Regions from separate parts of the Homo sapiens genome. Here region 2 is linked to region 1. The links are chromatin loops, found by intact Hi-C in ENCODE. Cell type or tissue: ascending aorta. All regions are shown on one strand. Each heading gives the region's core, and the rest is flanking DNA. Links, peaks and the distances in the headings are about the cores only.

What was found. Hi-C counts contacts between places; a loop is a spot of excess contacts. Peaks named below come from ENCODE experiments on the same cell type or tissue, not always from the same donor. Only the 100,000 strongest peaks of a DNase experiment are listed, where the experiment ranks them.
Region 2: it touches region 1 in a loop (3-fold over the local background); 5 of 110 quality-filtered maps call a loop at or near these places.

The regions. Positions count from the first base shown.
Region 1 is chr5:71,929,020-71,938,771 of GRCh38, forward strand. No RefSeq gene overlaps it. Among named protein-coding and RNA genes, the nearest start is that of MAP1B, 170 kb to the right of the region's middle. In ascending aorta, for the core only: a CTCF peak has its summit at 3,947; DNase peaks (open chromatin) are centred at 3,512 and 4,082; H3K27ac peaks cover 5,251 bases.
Region 2 is chr5:71,825,514-71,835,265 of GRCh38, forward strand. No RefSeq gene overlaps it. Among named protein-coding and RNA genes, the nearest start is that of CARTPT, 110 kb to the left of the region's middle. In ascending aorta, for the core only: no CTCF peak of the experiment used is centred there; a DNase peak (open chromatin) is centred at 5,368; H3K4me3 peaks cover 277 bases; H3K27ac peaks cover 3,998 bases.

The sequences.
Region 1 (9,752 bases), core at 642-8,641:
TTAAAGAAAAAAAAAGAAGCTGGCCAAAACCTGCCAAAACCAAGATGACCACAAAAGCGACCTCTGGTCATCCTCAGTGCTCATTATACGCTAATTATATTGCATTAGCATGTGAAAAGACACTCCCACCAGGGCCATGACAGTTTACAAATGCCATCGCAATGTCTGGAAGTTACCTTATGTGATCTAAAAAGGGAAGGAACCCTCAGTTCTGGGAATTGCCTGCCCCTTTCCTGGAAATCTCTTGAATAATCCACCTCTTGTTTAGCATATGATCAAGAAATAAGCATAAAAATAGCCAACCAGCAGCCCTTGGGGTGGCTCTGTTCTTTCAGTAGCCATTCTTTTATTCCCTTACTTTCTTAATGAACTTGTTTTCACTTTACTCTGTGGACTTGCCCCAAATTCTTTCTTGCATGAGATCCAAGGACCTTCTCATGGGGTCTGGATTGGAACCCCTTTCCAGTAACAAACCCACTAAATGTTAAGACAGCTTGTTATGCAGCAATGGTTCAATATTATTTTTATTAATCTCCAAAAAGAAATTCTCCTTCTCCTTATATCATCTCTTAAGCCTCATCATCAACACCAAGAAGAAAACCAGACATAGTAGGAAATGTTGCAGCTTCTTGCCAGATCTCCTGTGATTCTTCTGTATATCTGGAGAAGATGATCAAACACCACTACCGGTTGAGGATGTGATATATGGAGATTCGGGAATCTGAGGGTTTATCTGGGGACATAGTTCAACCGATCTCTTTTGGGAGCAGGTTAATTCCAGGGCCTGACAGGCTTCTTGAAACTTGTGAACAAGGTTCTCCAACAGCACTTACTCCAGTGTTATTTTTCCCTTCCCTTCTTCCTTGCTTTCTGCCGTGAGTGTGAGACATGTGTGGGAAGGAAAAACAACGTTCTCCTCCATTCTACGTGAGTTTTTAGCTGGGACTCCCTCTAATAAAAGACAGATTAACAAGAGAAAAGCAAACAAATGTTTAATAACACACACACCTCCTGTAGATCTCAAATTAGACTTTAGGCTTAAATATTTTGTTTCTCTGAAACAAAAAAAGGAGTGTATAGGAAAAGGCCCTATTAAGATGCAATGGCCAGGAAAAGCACCATAAACCAAGGGTAAGATTTTCTATGCAGATTTAAGTGGATGCCTTCTCCACTGATGAAGAGTTTCTGATAATTTAGTAATCTTTCTCCTCCTGGTGCAGAGAGGGAGGCACCCTTAAAAATGGGAATTTCTTTTGTAAATGTAAATTTCTCTTACAAAAAGACAACTTTTCAGAGCTACTGCTGTATCTGCAGTTTGTCAAAAGAACCACTTCAAATAATCCTTATGCCAAAGAAGCATATTTGAGGGTGGCACATTCTGGTCATATTTTGGGGTGGCATGTCCTGAATCCCATCACATAAAAGGCCTTTTTTCCTCTTGAGTTTATTCACTCCTTCATACCTTATTTATGGCTTTGAAGAATGTAAGGTGAGGATAGAGTCTGATGGTGAATTGAAGAAGATTTTTGCCCTTCTTAGGAAAGCAAATGGAGTTGTTATATCCATAATTGTGCATACATGCTATGTCTGTGTGTCTGTCCATGTATGTGATAGAAGGAGTGGGAGAAGGAGTGCTACTGGGATTAGAAGTTAAAGAACTTCCCACTTTTCTTCCTGAGAACAGTAGTTGTTCAGATCCCTTTTATGTAGCCCCATTGGAAAGGTACCCAGTGTGACCACTCAGAGCCACAGATGACTAAACCCAACAATATGTCTTCTTCTTCTTTTTTTTTTTTTTTGAGACAGAGTCTTGCTCTGTTGCCCAGGCTACAGTGCAGTGGTGCAATCTTGGCTCACTGCAACCTCCACCTCCCAGGTTCAAGCAGTTCTCTGCCTCAGCCTTCTGAGTAGCTGGGATTATAGGTGCCCACCACCATGCCTGGCTAATTTTTGTATTTTTAGTAGAGACGGAGTTTCATCATCTTGGCCAGGCTAGTCTTGAACTCCTGACCTCGTGATCCACCTGCCTCGGCCTCCCAAAGTGCTGGGATTACAGGCGTGAGCCACCGAGCCCAGCCCAACAAGATATCTTCTTGAGGGGTGAGTAAGCAGGGCTTGTAAACCAAAAATTATCTAACACAGGTCTCAATCAATTTAGAAGTGTATTTTGCCAAGAGTAAGGACATGCCCAGAAGAAGAGAACACAGAAATCACAGAAACAGTCTGTGGTCTGTGCCTGTCTCCAAAGATGAATTTGGGGGCTTCAATATTAAAAGCAGAAAACTAGACTGGAGGGGAAAGAGGGAGGGTATGCTAATCCACATGTTGTAAGACAAAGGAGAAGGTAGGGGAACAGTCAACTATGTATTCATCTCATGCTCAGTAAATTGGCACCTTATATAAGGTAAGGTGAACATAGAGTTATCACCTGTGGAGATATTTAACCTTTAACTGTAGCTCTCTGCTTAGGAACAAAAGGAAAGGCAGTTTCTTGCATGACTCGGCTTTCAGCTTAATGTTTTTTTCTTTTGGCAAAGTGAATTGGGGTCCTGAGATAAGTAAGAAAGAACTCTATGTTTTATTCACAAGACAAACTAGCCCTTCTAGGTGTTTTACCAAAAGGATGAAATGGTAATGAGCTACTGGCTCCCTCCCTCTGGGAACTTCATAGGCTGGATGCTGAAGATGACCCCATCTCTCTTGGGGCAGGTGTCCAAATCTGGGAACCCAGGCTAGGGGAGGGGCAGACAGATACTTGCTGGTTTCTGGAAAAAGGACAGTATGTTAGATGCACAGCTTTCTCCAGGATCACATAGGAGACTTCTACAGTTCTGAAAGCTTCGTGTGCCCTGTCCTCTGCCTCCTCAACCTGTGTATCTTCCCCCTTCCTTTGGGGGAAAGAACCACAGGAAGAACTAAAGGAGAGCTCTGGGTTCTACTCTAGAGTGTGCTCAAGAGAAACAAGTAGGAAGTGGACTTGATACTTAGTATTCCCCAGTGACCTTAGCATTGGAACCCCACTTTTGGAAATGCCTGGGAGAAAATGTTAGAGTAGCTGAAGGATGCTTTTAGTCTTCAACAGAAAGCAGCTGTGTGTTTCTCAGTGCCCTTCTGGGTCCAGTTGTTACAAAGACTCAGCCTAGCACCTTTACTTCTGCAAAGTGGTGTTTGAGTCATTTGTCATCAGATGCACTTAAGGTAGGAGCTGTTTCCTGGCCTCCTCTTCTTAGCTCTTCCTGTACAAAAAAAAAAATTGGCATGTTTCCTAATGATGTTATTAAAGAATGATTTCAAGCATGACACTGGCTATCACTTACATAAGTTATGAAAGTCAAGAATCTGGCCCATGAAAGGTATCCAGCAAGGCTGTTACTGAAAGTGGTACAATTCAGTGTTTTAGAAGGTGGCTAAATGATCTGTGAGCTGAATGGGGCAGTGTGGTGGGAAGGAGGGGCCTCTGTTATGTCACTAGGGGAGGAAGAATGTGCCAAGGGAGGCTGCCATGGAGGGGACTGAACTGTGACTCATGCCAATGCTGGTGGGCTTGTTGGCAGAGAAGGGAGATGCCCCTGTCCTCTGAATGCTGGATGCTTTCCAGTGTCCGACCCTCTTTGCTGGGTCACAGTGATTTCATTTTTTTTTGGCTTTTTATAGTTGGCTGTGAAAATAGCCTTTCACCTTCAATGAATCACATTTAAAGCAGACAGGGAGTATAGGAGAGTAATGAGATTAATTGGCCTCCTTTTGGACTTCCTGGTAAGTCCAAGGGGCAAATTTGTGATGTGTCACCAGCAGCAACACTTTGTTGATCTTTGGACAGAAATGACAAAGCAAATACCTTTGAGGAAGGCAAAAGGGAAGCAAGTTGAGGAGATCCCTTTTCACTCCACTAGCTGGCTGCTAATCTCGGCACGCAGGTCAGATTGAACTGGAGCTGGGACATGGTCTGAGGATGCTTGGCTTAACCTCTGTTGGCAGAGGCCTGCCATGCTTGGCTGCCGCAGGAGGCCAGACTTTTCCAGAGAGTGAGGCTGGACTCAAGCATGATGGGAGGCTCCTTATCTGCCCCCACCAGGGTCTTGGGGCAAAGCCAAGCTGCTTACACCATGTGACTGGGAATGGCAGTGACTCAGAGGGAGCAAGCTAGAAGGGAGGAAGTGCTGGTGTCCTCAGCCATTGTTAGGGAAGAACGGAGGAGCCCAAGAGGAAGGCTCCAGCGCTGAGAGGACCACAGGCCTGAGGCAGTTGCCTAGCAACGGTACCCAAGCGCCTCCCTCCACCAGCCTGTCAGCAGCGTGAGGCCTCTTACCAGCTCCTACCCTCCAGTTCCTTCCTTCAAAGCCGCCCTCTATATGCCTTTTCACCAAATTCCACCTGAACAGAAATGATCCTGGGGGTGTGGGTCAGGGGGAGCCTCCAGACCACGGAATGTCTTAGAGAGCTGTGCTTTGTGTTGCTAACTGTAGTTAGGAACTCAGATGCCAGAGCCAGACCTGCATGCAAATTCCAGGGCCAACACTTGTTAGCTCTGTCATCTGGGGCAAGTTTCTTAACCTCCCAATGCTTGATTTTCTCCATCCATAAACGATAGAGAAAGATAGTACCTATCTCAATTGGGGCAATTTGAGGCTTAGTGTGGATGGAAGGATGGACGGATGGATGGATGGATGAGTAAATAGATAGACAGAAATAGAATCAATTAAAATAGTGCCTGGCACATAGAACGTCTACGTATGCGTTCATTACTAGTAGTCCTGGAGGACAGTTGGACACAAGCACTTGCTCCCAGGTGGGGCAGAGGAGCTGGGGAGGGAGCCCCAATCTCCAGTTTCATGATGGCGTGTGGTACTGGAATATCTGCTTCCAGGCCACTGTTCTAACAGTGGCTTGCTGTGGGCTCTTGGGCAAGCAGCAATTTTCCCCTTGGAGGATGGACTGAAAGGGTCTGGATTTCCTCAACTTCTCCTTGCCTTGTAGCATCCTGGATGTGACTGAGCTGAGTCACCTCTGTCTCCGCAGCTATGGGGGGATTAGAAAATGTGACAATAGGAGGGGGTTCCAGCTGAGCCCCAGAGGGAAGGTTTGGGTGAGCAATGGGTGAATAGTCTCAGATGGGGGGTGTTTAGTCCAGACCTGGGAAGGGGCAGGCAGCCAGGCTCATACTGGTATCATCTTATATTTATTTTTGTAGTTGCTCTAGGTGTTATGTATCCATTATATATACCTACCTAACTTCTCACATTCTATTTAAATTTCGCATTTTACCACTTCGAGTAGAATGTAGAAATCTTAAACCATGTATGTTCCACACCCTCCTCCTCCCTTTATGTTATAATTGCCATATATATTACACCTATATGCATTGAAAACTCTCCCTTCCAACAATGTTTTAATTTTGGCTTCCAATAGTCATACATATTTCTAGAGGACAAAATGGTTTATTATATTTACACAGATGTTTACAATTTCTGTTGCTCTTTCTTCATTCCTGAAGTTCTGATTCTCCCTCTGGGGTAATTTCCCTTCAATCTGAAGAACTTCCTGTAACTTTCTTTTTAAGTAATTTTTTTTTTTTTAGACAGAATCTTGCTCTGTTGCCCAGGCTGGGTAGAGCGGTGTGATCTCAGCTCACTGCAGCCTCTGCCTCCCAGTTCAGGTGATTTTCCCACCTCAGCCTCCCAAGTAGCTGGGACTACAGGTGTGCACCTCCACGACCAGCTAATTTTTGTATTTTTAATAGAGACAGGGTTTCGCCATGTTGGCCAGGCTGGTCTCGAACTGCTGGCTTCAAGTGATCCACCCGCCTCGGCCTCCGAAAGTGTCGGGATTGCAGGCATAAGCCACTGCACCTGGCCTAAAGTAGGTTTATTGGTAATGAAATTTGTTAGTTTTCTTCCGTCTGAGAACGTCTTGATTTCATGGGATACAGAATTATGCGTTGACAGTTCTTTTCTTTCTAGCTTGAAAAAAAATACACGGTCAATTAAATTGTTAATCTATATGCAATGTGTCATTTTCTCTGGCTGGTTTTGATATTTCTTCAGCCTTTGGTTTTCACAGTTTTCTTCTGATGGTTTTATTTGCATTTGTCTTGTTTGTGGTTCCCTGAGCTTCTTATTATCGGCAAATTTATGTCTTTCACTGAATTTGGGAAATTTCTGTAATTATTTCTTCAAATATATTTTTTTTTCTGCACCAATTTGTGTCTCCTCTTTTTTAGGGACTCCAGTCACATGCATGTTAAACTTTTCATATTGTCCCACCCCACAGGTCCTGAGTCTCTGGTCATTTCTTCAACCTACTTTCTCCCTGTCCTTCAGATTGTATCGTTTCTAATTAGTTTCAGTTAATGGACTCTTTTTTCGGTCATGTCGACTTTTTTGAAGACGGACTCCAACTTTGAGTCTATCTGGTGAATTTTTTATTTCAGATATTGTATTTCTTATTCTAAAATTCCATTTGGTTCTCTTGTTATGATTTCTGTTTCTCTTCTGAGAACTTTCCATTCAATTCAAGAGTGCTCCCTTTCTCCTCATGAAGAATGGTCATAATAGATGTTTCAAGGTCTTTATCGGTAATTCCAATATCTGGGTCATCTCGAAGTTGTCACTGGTTGATTGACTCGAGAATTAGATTTTTCTGGTTCTTGGCAGGTTGACTATTTTCGATGATATCCAAGACAGTTTATATTGTGTTGTGAGACTCTGGGCCCTGTTATACTTTGTTGTGAATCTCTGGGCCCTGAGATTCTCCTCTGGATAATGTAGAGGTTGTGTTTTGGCAGGAAATTACACCAGTCAGGCTTAGACTGTGAGTTCTGTCTCACCTTCTGTTGGTGGGTGGTACCAATGTCCATACAGTTTTGAAAGCTGTGCTTTTGGGGGAAGCCATTGAGGCTTAGTTCTCAGAGCCTTTGCTATACTTCTTGGGGTGTGTTCTACATATGCACAATTGTCTGTGAGCTCAGGATTTGTGACAGCTTACAAAAAATGGGGGATCTCCTATTTCTGCTCTCTCCTCCGAATGATTTTTCTCACACTTTCCAGCATCTGGAGTCTCCTTTTTGGAGTCCTCTCACTAGAAAGATGGAGTTTGCCTCTGAATTATATTCATTGAAGCAGGAAATAGGTGAGAGAGAAATAATAGGAAGTCCCCCTACACTTTGCACGACTGGGGCGCCTCTCCTCAGCTCCTATGTCTGGAGGGGTGACTCTTCTCTCAGAACTTCAGATGCCCACCACACCACCACATTTGGCAATTGTGCTACTATGGGGCAGGGACTGGCTTCCAGGAAGGGCTTTGAGAGAAAAAAGAGAAAACAAAACAAAACAAACCCTGGATTCTCCTTACAGTCTCCAGCTTACAGGGGCTGCTTTTCCTAATCCTCTGGCCAGAAAGACAGGCTTTCCTCAGGGTTGGGCTTTTCATGGCATGGCACATTTTCTTGATTTGGCTTGTCCTTGGGTCAAACCTAGTAGACAAAGGAAGGAAAAAGAAACCAGGAAACTCACCATGGCTGTCCTGGTAGTCCTTCAAGTTTTGATTTGCCTTCCTATTTCAACTATTATGATTTACTTTTATTTTTTAGAATCTTCAAGTGGCTGTATTTTCTATTTTGTTCAAGGTTTTATTGTAACCAGCAGGAGAGATAAAACTGTAGAAAGCATATTCCATCTTGCCTAGAACTGAGAGCCTCTAGTAAGAGCATTTTTTTAAAAAAACTTTTTATTTTGAAATAACTTTAGATTCACAAAATAGTTGCAAAGATAATACAGAGAGTTCATGTTATACCATTACCTAGCTTCCATTTATGCTAACATCTTATATAACCATGGTACATTAATCAAAATCAAGAAATTAACGTTGATACAAAACCATTAACTAAACTATAGACTTAATTTAGATTTCCTTAGTTTTCCCATTAATGTCCTTTTTCTGTCCCAGGTCCTGGTCTAGGGTACCGCATTATATCTAGTCATTGTGTCTTCTTAGTCTCCCCCAAATGATGACAGTTCCTCAGTCTTTCTTTGACTTTCATGACTTTGATACCTTTGAATAGTAGGAGTTAGATATTTTGTAGAATGTCCCCCAGTTTGGGTTGATCTGACATGTTCTCATTCATGGACTAAGGTTATGGATTTGGGGGAAGAATAGTGCCTTTCTCATCTCATCATATCAGTGGATAGTGGATATCAATGTGACTTAACATGGCGATGTTAACCTTGATCACTTTGTTAAGGTAATATTTGCCAGATTTCTCCATGGTAAAGTTACTATACGTCTCCTTCCACAAATAACTTGTTAAAAGTGAGTCTCTTTGTCTAGATCACACCCAAGAGCAGGAGAGTGAAGCACCACCTCCTAGAGAGCAGGGTATCAAAGAATTTGTTATATATTACAGCCACTAGAGTAATTAGTAAATTTTGAAAGAAATACTTTGAAGCTGTTTCCCTCTTAAAATTTCACCCACTTATTTGATCATTTATCTAGGGTTCCTGCCAGCAGCAGTTATTACTGAGGTGTTTTAATGATGATTTTCTATTTCATTCATTGCTTCTACGTTTACTTGTTGGAATTCTTCTGTAGAAAGATTTGTCCCTTGTCTCCCATTTATTTATTTATGTAATCATTTATATCAGAATAGACTCCCAGATATTTATTCTTTAGGGTTATAATCTAATATTATCACTATTTAGTTATGAAGCACAAATTGTTGTGTCTTTGGCTAGTGAGAGCTTCTTCAGTCTGGCTCCTTTATTCTTCTGCCATGCCTCCATCCGTTTTTCCTCCACCCTAGAACCGGCCATTGCTCCAAACAGCCTTGGGTCCTTTTATCAGAGAAAGATATTTAGAAACCAAAAATGGCCATTGGGCTTATGATATTTAGAAACCAAGAATGGTCCACCGGGCATGCTTGTGGCTATGAGACTGTCACTGTGTCCAGGCCCTCTCAGCGGGCAGAGCTAGGAGATACATATATGTATGCTAATCGATGTGTGGCCATAGCATTTGGCTCAGATCTTGCCTATAAGAGACATCCTGCAAGATGCCACCATCTATCTTGTTCTGTGGTTTTTTGTGGCCACAGCTTACATTCTCTACCACCCCGCAAGCTCTTGGAGAGCAGAGTTCATGCCTGAGGCACTGTTATACCCATGCTGGTGCCTAGCACATATGGAGAACTCAGTGTGAGTTCACAGATTGCATAAATGAGTTTTGGGGAATCACAGGCCTCATGATCGTCTTTTTCTTTCTTTCCTTTTATTTTCTGGTGGTAAGAGCCACAGGTGTTCATTTGAGGGAGATATTTAAAGTTATTAAAATAAAAAAGTTTTGCCATTTAAAGGGTGATCTCGCTCATGTAGAACAACTCAGTCCTTCACAATGCTGGAAGCATGAAGAGTTCCTGCATTGTTACCGAAACAGCTGCTGTTTGGGGAAATTTGATTGGCTGCTTGGCCGGGGACAAGCTGTGCTTCTGTTTGAAGTCCCCATATTTAGCTCTCCCACAGATGCCCAAGGCTAGAGCTTCATCTACCCTGCCCCCAGCCAGCCTGGCCCCACTGCCTTAGGTCCCTGATTGACCAGCCACTCTCAAACGTACGGAATAAATATTTTGTACTTTCACCAGGCCACTCGTTTTGTGCTCCTGAAAGCCAAGGACTGTGATTATAATTTCATAGCTCAGGAAGCCTCTGTACCTGTCAGGTTGGTTTCTTATTTGCAAGCCTAACTGTTTTTAGCTTCCAGTT
Region 2 (9,752 bases), core at 561-8,560, 100 kb before region 1:
CCATTCTCCTGCATCAGCCTCCTGAGTAGCTGGGACTATAGGCGCCTGCCACCATGCCCGGCTAATTTTTTGTATTTCTAGTAGAGTCGGAGTTTCACAATTGTTAGCCAAGGTGGTCTCAATCTCCTGACCTCATGATCTGCCCGCCTTGGCCTCCCAAAGTGCTAGGATTATAGGCATTTAAATTTTATTCTTAATTTTTTTCTTCTCCCATTGGTCATTCAGGAGCATGTTGTTTAATTTCCATATATTTGTGTAGTTTTAAATGTTCCTCTTATTAATGATTTCTACTTTTATTGCACTGTGGTCAGATAAGATACTTGATATGATTTGCATTAAAAAATTTTTTTTGAGACTTGTTTTGTGTCCTAACATATGGCCAGTCCTGGAGAATGTTCCATGTGCTGATGAAAATAATGTATATTTTGCAGCTGTTGGGTGAAATGTTCTGTAAATATCCGTTAGGTCCATTTGCTCTATGGTGTAGTTTTATAGTTTTGTTTTTTTGTAATGGTGGTTATTATCTTTTCATGTCCAGATGTGAGACTGCCTTGAGCATTTCTCGTAAGGTCAGTCTGGTGGTGATGAATTCCCCTAGTTTTTGCTTGTCTGTGAAAGATTTTCTCTTTCATTTTTGAAGAATAGCTTTGCTGGATATAATATTCTTGGCTGTCAGTTGTTTTTTTTTTTTTTCTATCAGTACTTTGAATATATAATCTAATTCTCTCCTGGCCAGTAAGGTTTCTGCTGAGAAATCCACTGTTAGTCTAATGGAGAGTCCCTTATATGTGATTTGATGTTTTTCTCTGGCTGTTTTTAGAATTCTTTCTGTCTTTGACTTTTGGCAATTTGACTATAATGTCCTTTGAAGAGAATCTGTTTGGGTTGAATCCATTTGGAGTTCGTTGAGCTTCCTGCATCTAGATGTCCATATCTCTCTCAAGACTTGGGAATTTTATAGTTACTATTTCATTAAATATGTTTTCTATATCTGTTCCCTTCTCTTCTCCTTCTGGAACACTAAATCGAATGTGAGTATTTGTTTGCTTAATAATGTCCCATAAATCCTGTAGGCTTCCTTCATTCTTTTTTATTCTTTATCCTTTTAGTGTCATTTCAAAAGATCTGTATTCAAGTCCAGAAATTCTTTCTTCTGCTTGGTCTGGTCTGTGGTTTGAGCTCTCAGTTGTATTTTAAAATTTCATTTATCGAATTCTTCAGCTTTAGGATTTCTGTTTTCTTTTTATATCTATCTCTTTGTTGGAGTTCTCAGTCAAATAATACATTGTTTTCCTGATTTCACTGAATAGTCTATCTGTATTCTCTTGTATCTCACTTAGTTTCCTTAAGATTATTATTTTGAATTCCTTTTCTGTCATTTTGTTTATTTCCTTATGATTGGGTCTGCTACAGAAGAATTATTGTGTTTCTTTGGAAGCATGATATTTCTTCGCTTTTTTATGTTTGATGTGTTTTAAAGTTGATTTCTATACATCTGGTGGAATAGTCGCTTCTTCCAATTTTATGGAGTAGGTTTCACAGGGAAAGACTTATTCATATATATGGGTCTTGGGTGTTGGTTGGAGTGTGTTGTCTTTGGTTCTAGGTGGACACAGTTGTGTAGTCTCTGTGTAGTTTCTTCAGCTGCAATCCACACTAGCAATGCTTGTGAGTGTCTCAGTGGCCTAGGCTGAGAGAGTTTGTGATGGTGGTGGTGTGGCTTTGTTGGGGGTGGGCTCACTGGGTCACTGGGCTGTTTCTCAGGTTAGGGGCACATGTGTGCACACAGCAGGTCAGCCAACTTGGGGTCTGGCTTGTTGGGGTTGGGACCATGGGGTTATTACACTGGCAGGGGGCATGGGCATGCGGTTTCTAGGTAAGCCTGAGAGTATGTCTGCCAGGGGAAGTCTCTAGAACTGTTTCTCAGGCCCAGGACATGGCTGTATAGCTTCTTGGTTAGCCTGGATGCATGTCTGTTGAGGCTGGCCCATGGGATATTTCTCTGGCCTGGGATGAGGGTGCACAGCTGCTCAGTCAACCTTGGGGTATGCCTGTGAGGCACAGCCCATGGGGCTGTTTCTGTGGCCTGGGACACAGGTGCACGGCTGCTCAGCTGGCCTGGGAACATGTCTTCTGGGCATGGACTGTATGGTTGTTTCTCAAGCCTGAGATGTGGGCATGAGGCCTTTGGGCAGGCTAGGGATGTGTCCAAGGCGGGCAGGTGGATGCCACTGGGCTGTTTCTCAGGCCCTGAGCACAAGCATGAAACTACACCACTGGCTTTGGGGGCATATCAGCTTCTTGGTAACTCAGGGACTTCTCCCACTCAGGGGAGGACACACAGTAGTTCGGCTAGCTCAAGTGTGGGTTTGTCCTGGGTGGGACTGGCAGACTGTTCCTCTAGCTGGAAGTGTATGTGTATGGGTTTGTTCCCTGGTGTGTAGGACCAGAGTCTCAGCTGATGATCGGCTCAGGCTGGGGTTGTGGCGTTCAGCCACCCATGTGGGCTTGATGCAATGAAGATGGAGCCCCAGTGTTGGACAGGTACAGTAGCTACTGGCCCTCAGGGAAGGCACACTCCAGAGGTGGCTCTGGTCTCAACATGGCACCATGTTGCTATAGCTTGGCTCACAGCGGCTGGATGGGGTATGGAGAGTGCACACCTTGTGCTCCTAATCCAGAACACTGTAGCTGTGTGAATTCCTGGCAGCTCTCCAAAATGGGCTCAGGGCTTGTGAGGACTGTGTGTTTCTCCTGTTGTAAGAACTGTAAGTGTTTTCAGTGGCAACGGGTGCTGGTGGCATTCTTCTGCTTACCATTTCCCTGCAAGGAGAACTACCTCCTGTCTCCAGGCCAACTTGTTCTGGTGAAAGAGATGGGGCTGCATGGAGGTGCCTCCACTCCCACTGCACTCCAGTGCTGTCTCTTCTACACTCCAGTCATACCTTAGCTGTTTATTCATTGCCTTGGTCCTTTTTCTTGGCAGAGATGATTGCCAACTGTCTCTATTCAGCCATCTTGCTGATGTCATTCTGATTTTTTTAATGAAGAGCTCCTGCAAATCTGTGAAAAATATATAAACAGATCAGTATAAAAATGGCATATAATACAAATGAACTAGTCACAAAAGAAAAAATATTAATAAATAGTATATACAATAGAGTCTTTAAGAAACAAAAAGTGAAAGTGAAAGCAATGAGATATTATTTCCATTTTTACTTTTTGGTATCAAACTGACAAGTTATCATTTAAAAATTACAATATCCAGCCATGATGGGGATGTTGGCAAAACAGGCACTTTAATACATAGTTGAGGGAGGGTTAGCTGCTGCATCATTTCCTGATGATACTATGACTAAAGCCTTAAATTATGCCTTATGGAACTCATCCTAAAGAAATTAGCAGAGTTATGGCCAAATATATACGCAAAAGGATGTTCATCATAGAATTTTTATAATAATGACACCACCTAACATATTGATATAGTGGATTTGTTAAGTAAGTTATGGTCCACCCATGTGATGGACTACTATATAGCCAGTAAAAATCAAATGTACCACCTTAGAAAAATGTTTACAAAATAATTTACTAAGTGACAAAGTTATATATAAAATAAAATAAAATATAGAGTATGTCATCAGTTTTGTAAAAAAATATGCATATATGTATAACAGTATATCTGCATATATGGGCAAAGAAAAAAGACTAGAAGGACATACGATGTTAACGTATTAGTCTGTTCTCACATTACTGTAAGGAAATACCTAAGACTGGGTAATTTATAAAGAAAAGAGGTTTAATTGGCTCATGATTCTGCAGGCTGTACAGGAAGCTTGGTGGCTTCCGTTTCTGGGGAGGCCTCAGGAAGTTTCCAATCATGGCAGAAGGCGAAAGGGGAACAAGGTACTTCACATGGCCCGAGAAGGAGGAAGAGAGATGGGGGAGGTGCCACACACTTCAACAACCAGATCTCATGAGGACTCACTATCACAAGAACAGCACCAAGGGGATGGTACTAAACCATTTATGAGAGAACCACTCCATGATCAAATCACCTCCCACCAGGCCCACTTCCAGCAAAGGAGATTATATTTCAACATGAGATTTGGATGGGGTCACAGATCCAAACCGTATCCGTTAATAATAGTTACCTCTGAGTGTGGATTATAGTGTTTTCCAAATTTTCTGCACGACATTTATCAGTTTTGTAATTTGAAAAGGAAAACAAATATGAAAAGAAAAAATATGAGGAAGATATGAAGGAAATCTTGGGACTCCATGACTCGGTTGACCTCTATTCTCAGGTTTTGGGTTTCAAGTTTACATACAAATTTAGAAAAATAGAATAGCAAGTATGTAGTACGGCCTGATATTGTGGCAGCACCTTATACTATAACAAATAGATGTTTAAAGCCTGTGAGGTTCTAGGCCACTCTTCTGAAAAGTTGTTTTTCAATATGATACATTTTTACTACTAAGAAATTCATTTTGGTGTCACTTGGGTCACTAGTTACCCATGAAAATTGATATTAGTGTAGATTTTTATGTCACATAGCCAGAAGGAAAACACTGAGAATAAGTGCTGCTCTTTCCCCAGTCAATTCATCCTTGTGCAAGATAAGCCCCCAAAAAGAGGATTTAAGGGCCTCTCATCCTTAGTCCCATGAGGTCTCTATCTCCATTCCCTTCTTCACTTTTGGTGACAATTCAAGGCTAGCCTAGCAAGCCCACACTTTCTCACCAAATAAAGACACACTCATTACCAGGGGGTGGGTCTGGCAGCTGGAGCTGTTTTATCAATAGTCTATTTGAGTCTCTGAAAAACAATTTAAGCTGGTCACAGTATTTCATCAAAACTGTTCAATACCGGTGACTGGTGGCCTCAGCGGATGGTATATCCATAATTCATAATGCCGTCTAAATTGGAGAGAGGAGACACTGTAATCTCAGAATCCTTTTTAAGGGAGAGGAGGAATCTTAGAACATGCTTAAAACAAGTACAGTTGAAGCCTTTGTTACAGATGGGTTTTTATCTTTCTAGGAGATGGAAAAGGCTAAGTCAGTGACAACAAAGCTAAATATTTCTCCTTATAATACAAAGGAGAACAATGCATGGTTACTACTGACTAATTTATTTTACTCAATGGAATAAACCAGAAAGACTAACATTGTTTTAATTTATGCATCCAGTGAGAGCCAGGATATTGATATGTAAAAGCACTTAAACATACACTGTTATGGGCCAGGGCTGTCAAGAGCTGTTTTGAATCAGAAAGAGCTGGAAATATTCATGTAGAAAGAGAGCTACCCAACAACCCAGCTCTATAAATAGTCCTGAGTGAGCCTGGCTTGTGGCTTGGGTTGGCCTGAGTCCCAAACTCCTCCCTGGGGACTAAACCCAGGAGGAATGAGACAGAAATGAAACTTGGGCATTTGTCTAGCTGCTTCCCTGGTCACCATAGATTTCTCAGGAAAAGCCTATTTGCTGTCTGTAAATATTTCCTCTCCCTTCTTCTTCCTGGCCTTCCTAAAAACAAAGCAAAGCAAAACACATAAATAAAATTCCAAAACACAAAAACAAATAAAGCAAATCTTTCCCAGTTACTCTTGGCGTTAGTTACTAAGCACTGGAGATTTACAGCCTACTTATTGGTAATCTTTAAATTCATGTTTCAGGAATCCCTGAAAAGTGATTTGGGTAAAAGAATGCAGTGAGGAAACTGTAAGAATGATCCTATGTTTCTCAGTTTTCTTTCCGCTGGCACTACTTTATTTAACCCTCACAGTGCTCTGTGGAAGGTATTATTAGATTGGTGCAAAAGTATTTGCGGTTTTGACATGAAAAGTAATGGCAAAAACCGCAATTACTTTTGCACTAACCTAATAGGATGCTTATGTGATGGGTGAGGGAAGTGAAGCTCAGAAAAGTGCAATGCCTATAAAAGGTGGACCATTCCATCATCCCACCCAGTTGAGTGGTCCTCCCACTACACCAGTGGTCAGTCAGTTACAGGCAGCTGCTGACCTCCCTCAACTCCTACTACCCATAGCCTCCACTCATGCGATATACATGCCAAAAAGTTTCCTGAAAAGTTGTTGTACTAAGTTCCCCTAGATCACTGTAGTTTTCAAACCTTTTTCCTTCATTATGACCTGCTTCACATACTGGTGAACAGATGGCCCCGTGGGTCAGTGTGAGGCGCTTGTGAAATCTAGGCCATCGGTTTCACCATCAACATACATTAGCTAGTCTTTATGTTGAAGGAGATCAGGATATGCCACCTCAAAACGCACCTCTTTAGCTTAAGGATTATTTTGAGCTGAAGGCAGTTAAAGATCAACATATACAGGAAGAGGTCTCTGCTCTCCCTTTATCTGTCTAAAAGCAGGGCATGAGTTTCCCCTGGTGAAGGTGGTATAAGTTCCCCTCTCCTAAACCAGGATGAGGAACACGACTGTTATCGCTGGTGATGGAGAGCCGGCACCAAGTCTGCATAAACAAACCTTACTAAAATAACCCTTATTTTTCATTAGTTCTCTCATGTATTTCCTAGTCACTTTCAGTTAATTTATTTTTCCTGAGGCCCAAACCCTCTTTCCTTCGTTAAGAAGGATATATAGGCCGGGCGCAGTGGCTCAAGCCTGTAATCCCAGCACTTTGGGAGGCTGAGGCGGGCAGATCACGAGGTCAGGAGATCGAGACCATCCTGGCTAATACGGTGAAACCCCGTCTCTACTAAAAATACAAAAAATTAGCCAGGCATGGTGGCAGGCGCCTATAGTCCCACCTACTCGGGAGGCTGAGGCAGGAGAATGGCGTGAACCCAGGAGGCGGAGCTTGCAGCGAGCCGAGATCTCGCCACTGCACTCCAGCCTGGGTGACAGAGCAAGACTCCGTCTCAAAAAAAAAAAAAAAGAAGGATATATAAGCTCCCTAGTCTAACCACTTCTTTGAGTTTCACTTCTTTTCTGTGAATTCCCAGGAATGTAAAATTTTAAAAAGTTAATACATTTATATTTCTTTTCTACTATTAGTTTGTCTTGTGTCAGTCAAATTCACAAGCCCCCACTGACTAAACCCAACAGAGTAGAGGAAAAGTTCCTCCTCTTCAACAACATGTAGTTTTATACACTTACAACTTAATCTCAACAGCTGGGTCACAATGGGCAGAGAGAACAGTACAGTCATGCTTTGCATAACAAAGTTTTGGTCAACAATAGACGACATATATGATGATGGTCCCATAAGATTATAATACCATATGTTTATGGTACCTTTTTATGTTTAGATCTGTGTAGATACACAAATACTTACCATTGTCTTATAATTGCCTAGTATAGTGCAATAATGTGCTGTACAAGTTTGTAGCCTAGGAGCAGTAGGCTGTAGCATATAGCCTAGGTGTGTAGTAGGCTATACTCCCTAGGTTTGTGTAAGTACACTCTGATGTTTGCACAATGACAAAATCACCGAATAATGCAAGAGACTCATGACTGTACTAGGATTCAGGGACTATGTTAAGCACTTAAAGCTCTTATAATACTTTTAACATCCCTATGAGGTAGCTACTATAGTATTAGGTCGGTGCAAAAGTGAGTGCAGTTTTGCCACTACTTTTAATACCTCCGTTTTATAAATAAGAAAACTGGGGCCTGGAGAGGTTACATAACTTGCCCAATGTCCCACAGCTTATAAGAGGCAGAGGCAGGATTCCCAGCCAGGCAGTCTGACTCCAGAGGGTATGCTCTTCACTACTGTATTACAATGCCTCCAATCCACGTGGATGGACTCATTCCTTACCCTGGCCTGCTCTTAGGTAGAGCTGTTCCTAAACAGAGTAGAGACCTGGGCCAGTGTTGGCTTTCTGCCCTTCACTTTCAGCCCCCTCTTTCTCCCATCTGCCCACCCTCTCCTCTCTTCTTTTTCTGGTTCTTCCCTATTCCTTGCAACAACATTGCTCATCCCTGTGCCTTCCTTGACCTAGGTTTCTGTTCTGTTTAGGGACTGCACAGTCTAGAGCACAATTGACCAATGGTTCCCAAGCCTGGGTGATCATCATATTTTTAGAGGAACTTCAAAAACATGCATACTCCTAGGCCTGTAACTTCTGGTGCATTGTCAGCTGTCCAGGTAATGGTGTTCACTCAGCTTGGGAAAAAATACCATGATACACAATGGTCAGAGTTCTGGCTGTGATGGTAGTGAAAACGCCTTTAAGAACCTGGCTGAACACAATATAGTTCATCTGGTTCCCTAAAGATAACAATTCTCTGGGAGGCCGAGGTGGGCAGATCATGAGGTCAGGAGTTTGAGACCAGCCTGACCAGCACGGTGAAACCCCATCTCCACTAAAAATACAAAAATTAGCCAGGCATGGTGGCACGTGCCTGTAATCCCAGCTACTCAGGAGGCTGGGGCAGGAGAATCACTTGAACCCGGGAAGGGGAGGTTGCAGTGAGCCAAGATTGTGCCACTGCACTCCAGCCTGGGAGACAGAGCGAGACTCTGTCTCAAAAAAAAAAAAACATAAAAATTCTCCTGTAGCCCTGGTCTCTTGTTTATAGAGAATAGCTGTGTTTCTGCTTCCATGTGTTCCAAAGGGCCAATATTAGTGCTGTGACACCTGGAAAACATCCTACTGTCTTAGGATGAGTGTTTGAAATGTGAAACACTCTTGGGCTGTGAATCCTTCCATGATATGTTAGTCCGTGGAAGGAGAATTGGAACTGGTGATGGTACTTAGTGGAGAGCTACTGCTAATGATGCAGCGCTGTTAGATATTGTAAACATTTAATTAGCTAGTCCTCCAGAGACCTCTCTAGAAATAGGTAATTAAACAAACAATTTAAATGCATTTTAAAGATCAGAGTCATTTCAGGATGAATAAGTTCTGAAAACCTATTGTACAGCATGGTGACTATAGTTAATATAATGTATATTTAAAAATTGCTAAATTTTAATAACAATTATAATGCATTATATATTTGAATTCTTTTTGCACCACAAAAAATAAGTATGTGACATGATTGGTACATTAATTGGCTCAATTTAATAATTTCACAATATATGCATATATCAAAATATTACATTGTGCACTGTAAATATATACAATTTTTATGAGTCAATTAAAAAAAACAGAGTCATTAAAGGCAATGTTTTCCCCTTTGAATCTAACTTTAAAATAAGGAAGTTCATAAATGCATCCTGTGTTTTGAAATAATGAATCTGTCATCAACATCAGATTAGCTGCTACTTCTGATAAAGTTAATTCTGCTGATTTCTGGAAGACTTTTTTAGAGACAAATAGTTTCTCTGAGGTTCCTTTAAGTTCTCGTTACTCAAAGCTTGGATGTTATGTTAAATTTTTCCACTTTGATCCATCCAGGCCATGGATTGTAGGCCGCAAGGAACAGAAACTGTTTATTCACAAGACAAGTGTGTCCTTGGTACTTCATGAATCTCAAAAGAGGATTAACTGGGGTGATGGTGGTAGTATAAATGTCATGTGTAAGTTCTCCATTTTAACTGTGACACTTCACAACACAACTGAAACAATCTGAATATGTAAAGAAGTTGGAGATTATCTGCCAAGGGCAGGTCTCTTCCAAATTACTGATGGAAAAATCATCCTCCTTTTTGTAGTTAGGAATACACACACACACGTGCGCATGCATGCGCACACATGGTCAGCGATCTTCAACCACGTAAAAAAATAGAAAGCATTTGTTATGATTTCCCATAAGACAAAATA